Regions from separate parts of the Homo sapiens genome. Here region 2 is linked to region 1. Evidence: chromatin loops called from intact Hi-C (ENCODE). Cell type or tissue: IMR-90. All regions are shown on one strand. Links, peaks and the distances in the headings refer to the core of each region. The heading gives the core; the rest is flanking DNA.

Region 1 (2,912 bases), core at 286-2,785:
AGACTGAAGGGGCAGAGGTGACAGGTCTAGGCTGGGATGAGGTCAGACGTCAAGGGTCCCACCTGCTCATGTGTAACAGGGATAAGCCTCTGCTTGGACAGCTCCCTCAGTGTGGCCAGGTCAGTCCGCATGTCCAGTTTACAGCCAACCAGCACAACCTTGGCATTGGGGCAGAACTCTTGAGTCTCTCCTTGCCACTATGTAGGAGAAGAAAAGAGAATTGTGGAGGGGTGGAGGGAGGCACAGCGTGAGCCTTTGTGCCATGCCAGCAGTGTGCCCTCTCTTCCTCAAGCACGCAGAAACCATGTATCCCTCAGGACTCTCCCACATGAGGAAGGAGGTGAGAATGCTAGGCTTGGTTTGAGAGCAGGATGGGGTGAGAGAGAAGCAGCGGGGAGGAGAGGGCTGGCGTGGGCCTGTGGACTCTTCTCCCTCAGTGGCTATGAAGGGTCTGCCAGCCTGGAAACTTCCCATTCCCACTCGCCTTTCCCATACTCTCTCCTGGGAACAAATTTATCCCACCCTCCCCTCCCCCACCTGGGAACTGGGGCTGCCCTAGCTGACTTCTGTCCATTCACCCCTGGCTTTTGTCATGGAAACTGGGGCCTGGAGAGGAGGCCACAGGGCTTTCCTGAGCTCCAGGATCAGGCTTCCCATCCCATCCCCTCCATCTGGGACTCCCACTGCCAAGGAGTTGGAAGAGCAGAGAAGGAATCCTGTGAGTGCTTCTCCCTTCACTCCCCCACCTCCCCTAGCTGCTGTATCCAGCTCTGAGGACTTTCAGGAAAGGGGTGGCTGGGAGGGATGGGGGCTGGAGGCAGGGGTGGCAGGGATGAGAGCTTCACTCGCTAACCAGCTGATGGCCATACCCCAGCCATCACTCCCTCCTCCTGGCCCATGTTATGTCAGGACCATGGTGGTCTGGTCCCCCTCAGTCTAGCTGCCCTATTTCCCCAGGCTCCCACCTTCTTGAGAACACTGTCCAGTGTTTCTGGTCGGCTAATGTCGAAGCAGATGAGCACAGCATCAGAATCAGGATAGGCCAGAGGCCGGACATTATCATAGTAAGAGGAACCTGAAGGAAGACAGGGCATGAGGGGCCTGAGTGGATGGGAGGCCTGGAAGGGAATGGGAGACCTTACAGATCCTGGTCAAGGGATGCTGGGAGCAGAGAATGGAAAAGAGCAACCATTAATACCCATCATTAATACCCATCATGGAGTCTGGGTTTCCCAAGTGGGGGAGCGGGCAGAAGGGAGGTCACATGGTGGGAAACGGCTCTCTGCTTCCCTAGTGGTTTAAAAAGTAATAATTTTTATTCTTGACTGAGGTTTGGACCCCTTTGAGAAGCTCATAAAATCTATAGACATTCTCATAAAATGTTGCATGTGCTTTCTGGGCTTTGGCAGTCTAAAGCCCTGAAGGGAACTCTTGTAAAAATAAAAACCCTCCTTATGTTGGGAGGAGGAAAAGAGCAGTGGCAGGGAGAGCACTCTCCCATTCTCCTGGGACTTGACCTCAGATTTATCTAGTTCAATGGAGAGAAACAGCCTCCTGACCACCCCTCACTCAAGACATTCTAAATGTCTTTTCTGCTTTTTTATTTTTTGAGATGGAGTCTCGCTCTATCGCTCAGGCTGGAGTGCAGCGGCATGATCTCGGCTCACTGCAGCCTCCGCCTCCCAGGTTCCAGCGATTCTCTTGCCTCAGCCTCCTGGTAGCTGAGATTACAGGCACGTGCCACACGCCCGATTAATTTTTGTATTTTTAGTAGAGACGGAGTTTCAACCATGTTGGCCAGGCTGGTCTCAAACTCCTGACCTCAGGTGATCCCCCCACCCCAGCCTCCCAAAGTGCTAGGATTACAGGCGTGAGCCACCGTGCCTGGCCTCTAAATGTCTTTTCTAAACCCAGTCTTATCTCTGAAGGAACATGTTCCAAATTAAAAGCCATTCCTTCCCAACTTTCCCAGGTAGGCAGGACCCAGCTGAGGGGCTCAGATCCTAGGCTTTCTCCTTCAGGACATGGTTTCTGTCAGGCTCTGCAAGTTCTACCTCAGTTTCCCTGGATTTTAGCAGAATATTGATTTTTCCCTTCCTGTTGGAATTGGATGGATGGGCTGGGCTTACCTGGAACCTAAGGGTCTAACCAAGGGAGGGGACAGAGTGGGCCGCCTTGGAAGTCAGGGTGACCCCCAGGGACTTGGCTACCTGAAGTGTCCCACATGTTGAGCTCAATGCGGCGCTTGTCGATCTCAAAGCTCGCAGTGTAGTTCTCAAACACGGTGGGGACATAACTCTGCAGACACGGATGGATCCAGATGAGATCATCTCTCCAAGTCCTCACCCCAGATAAATGCCCTCCTCACTCCCACACCCCGTCCAGCCCAGCCCCTGGACACAAGTTGGTCTGGGATTGGGCAAAGGGGAGATCCCGGGAGCTCCTGCCCCCCCCCCCCCCCCCCCGGAGAATCTCTGCTAAGCTCCCAGACCTCCTCCTGTTCCCTTCTGGTCCCTTCAGCCCCCTAGTTCTTCCCCTCTCCATTGCCCAGGACCTCCGACATTCCCCTCGCCCTCCCTCCCGGATGCTCTGGTTCTCCCAAACCCCATCTATCTCACCCTGCTCCCTAATTCCTCCCACCCCAATCCTCTGCAGTCCTTCCTGAGCCCTCAAGGCCTCCCCGCGTCCTCCGACCCCCTGTCTCTTGTCCCTGGTTACCCGAGTACCCATTCCCATCCGTCGCCAGGGCCCCTGTCACCCACCCCCCAGCAGCCTTAGCGTCCCCCTCCCAAGACGCAGGTCCCTCACCCCGGGATAGGCGTCCTTGGCGAACACCTGCAGCAGCGCCGTCTTGCCGCACTCTGCGTCTCCCACCACCACGATCTTGCAGCGGCCGCTCTGCCCCTCCATGG
Region 2 (2,912 bases), core at 227-2,726, 310 kb before region 1:
TCCACAAGAGGAATGGTGGGTTCTGGTCACTACTAACAGCAATAAAACAAAAGGACTGCCAGACTGCCCAAAGGAATCTACAAAGGGACCTTTTCTGGTGAATTCAATTTTATGGAATAATTGTAATGCCATTATTGGCGGGATTGCTCCAGCCAGAATACGACATGCTCAGAGTTCAATTATTTGTTACAATATTAGAGGACGGATGGCAGTCCTACAGGTTGAGAGAATGGGTGTCTCCTTACCCATTCAAATGGATGAACACAGGCATTGTTCCTTCTAGACCAAAAATGATTCATCCCATTGTTACCCCAGAACATCCTGAATTATGGAAATTAGCTGCAGCTATGACAGGAATAAGGATATGGAGTGCTACCTATCAACTCTCTCCCACTAATATCAAAACACCCACATTCAACATCACCTTGATGTCTGAACAGGTGATACGTATCAGGAGCTGTGTCAAACCCCCTTACATGCTGTTGGTTGGAAATATAATTATCATTCCCAATACACAAAATATAGAATGTGATAATTGTAAGCTGTTCATGTGCATTGATGCTACTTTTAATCCCACAACAAGTATTCTATTCGTAAGGGCTAGGGAGGGGGTATGGATACCAGTTTCTTTACATCATCCATGGGAGTCTTCCCCCTCTATACACATAGTCAATGAAGTTCTTAAAGGTATCCTGAAAAGAACAAAGTGATTTATTTTTACTGTTATTGTAGTCATTGCAGGTCTAATTGCGGTTTCTGCAACAGTGGCAACCGCTGGAGTTGAGATCCACAGTTCTGTTCAAACCACTCAATATGTTGAAGCATGGCAAAAAAACTCCTCCAGACTTTGGAATTCTCAGACTCAAATTGATCAAAAGTTAGCTAATCAAATTAATTATCTCCACCAAAGTGTAATATGGCTGGGAGATACAGTTATGAATTTGGAACACCGTATGCAATTACAATGTGATTGGAATACTTCTGATTACTGTATAACACCTTATGCTTATAATAAAGATCAGCATAGCTGGGAATCGGTCTCAAGACATTTAAAAACCTGGGATGATAACTTAACCTTGGATATTTCAAAACTTAAAGAACAAATTTTTGAGGCTTCACAGGCTCATTTATCCACTGTTCTGGGCTCAGACATTTTTGAAGGAATAGCTAAAGAATTATCTGATCTTAATCCCTTTAAATGGATCAAACCCCTCAGAGGATCATTGTTGTCACTGGCATTATTAATATTGGTATGCTTATGTTGTCTACTTTTAGTCTGCAGATCCCGCAAGGAATCCGAAGACAAGTCCAAAGTCAACGACAAGCAATGATGGCAATGGTGATCCTAGTTAATAAAAAGCGGGGAGATGTGGGTGGCAAGCCACCCAGGTGCCGAGGCAAGAGACCGAGAGCACGAGCTGTTCCAGTGTAATAAAATATATAAAATAACAAGAGTTATACTGATATAGCTCATAGATATGATTATATATAAATACCATTAATCATTAGTTTGTAGTAATTACTCTTTATTCAAATATTATAATAATCCTCACTCTACAATCATAACCTAGAAAAAGGCAGGCCATGCAGAGATAGGAGCTGAGGGGACATGGTGAGAAGTGACAAGAAGACAAGAGTGTGAGCCTTTTGTTATGCCCAGGCAGGGCCACCAGAGGGCTCCTTGGTCTAGCAGTAATGCCAGCGTCTGGGAAGATGCCCGTACCAAGCGGACCATGGTCTAGTGGTAGCGTCAGTGCCAAGGAAAAGCACCTGCTACTGAGCAGACCAGGAAAGGGAGTCTCCCTTTCCCCAGGGGAGTTTAGAGAAGACTCTACTCCACCATCTCTTATGGAGGGCCTGACATAAGTCAGGCCTGCCTGCAGTTATCCAGAGGCCTGACCGTCTCCCTGTGATGCTGTGCTTCAGTAGTCATGCTCCTGGTCTGCTTTCATGTTCCATCCTGTACACCTGGCTCTGCCTTCTAGATAGCAATAGCAGAATTACTGAAAGTATTAAAAGTCTCTGAAATGCAGAAATAATGGTGTAAGCTGTCTCTCCTCTCTCTCCGCCTCGGCTGCCAAACAGGGAAAGGCTCCCTTTCCAGTGGATGCATGACCCACGTGACCTTACCTATCATTGGAGATGGCTAACACTCCTTACCCTGCCCCCTTGTCTTGTATCCAATAAATAACAGCGCAGCCTGGAATTTGGGGCCACTACTGGTCTCCACGTCTTGGTGGTAGTGGTCCCCCAGCCCCAGCTGTCTTTTCTTTTATCTCTTTGTCTTTTGTCTTTGTTTCTATGATCTCTTGTCTCCGCACACGGGGAGAAAAACCCACAGACCCTGTAGGGCTGGCCCCTACAGGCTCTCAACTGTGTCTCTGTTCAGCCCTGCTGTAGGGCTCTCAACCTTCTGCCTGTTTGGCCTGGCAATGAGGCCCTCAACCCTATCCCTCCACAGCCTGGTTATCCATCTCTCACTTCTGCTTCTCCTTTGGTGCATCAGGCTCCCTCGAAGCCTGTCCTGCAGTTACTGCAGCAGCCTTGATTTCTCAACCCTAAAAGACCTGCCCAGCAGGTAATCGCACCTCATCCTGGCTTACAGGTTCTTGATTCTTCCTCTATTCAAAACTCGAATCTCTTTTTGGCTTCTGGTCCGGTTACCACTGCTGTTGCCACCACCATGGCTGCTCATAAGCAACAGGTTACATACATTCCTGAAAATGACACTCCTCTTATGAGAGCCATTTCTCAAGCCAGGGAGTATGGGCATCCTGAGGCCTAGCAACTTCCTCTTATTCTACATCCCCATATACCTGCCGCTCCTGTTGCTGTGGCACAGGATCAGCCACAGCCCGCTGATCCTGCTCAGCAGGTGGCTGATCACACGGCTCCCCAAGGTCCGCAGCCTG

The links. A loop is a pair of places that touch in the nucleus more often than their neighbours do. Peaks named below come from ENCODE experiments on the same cell type or tissue, not always from the same donor. Only the 100,000 strongest peaks of a DNase experiment are listed, where the experiment ranks them.
Region 2: a loop joins it to region 1, with 17 times the contacts of the local background. A loop is called at or near these places in 32 of 110 quality-filtered maps.

What each region holds. Positions count from the first base shown.
Region 1 is chr17:43,025,346-43,028,257 of GRCh38, reverse strand. It overlaps RND2 (Rho family GTPase 2), which reads right to left. Exons shown (of 5, transcript NM_005440.5): 1 at 2,809-2,912; 2 at 2,211-2,298; 3 at 966-1,075; 4 at 63-197. The coding sequence starts at 2,910. Among named protein-coding and RNA genes, the nearest start is that of RND2, 1.6 kb to the right of the region's middle. In IMR-90, for the core only: no CTCF peak of the experiment used is centred there; no DNase peak of the experiment used is centred there; H3K4me3 peaks cover 154 bases; H3K27me3 peaks cover 193 bases.
Region 2 is chr17:43,337,868-43,340,779 of GRCh38, reverse strand. No RefSeq gene overlaps it. Among named protein-coding and RNA genes, the nearest start is that of LINC00910, 50 kb to the left of the region's middle. RefSeq lists a silencer at 1,672-1,721. In IMR-90, for the core only: a CTCF peak has its summit at 1,680 (motif pointing right); no DNase peak of the experiment used is centred there.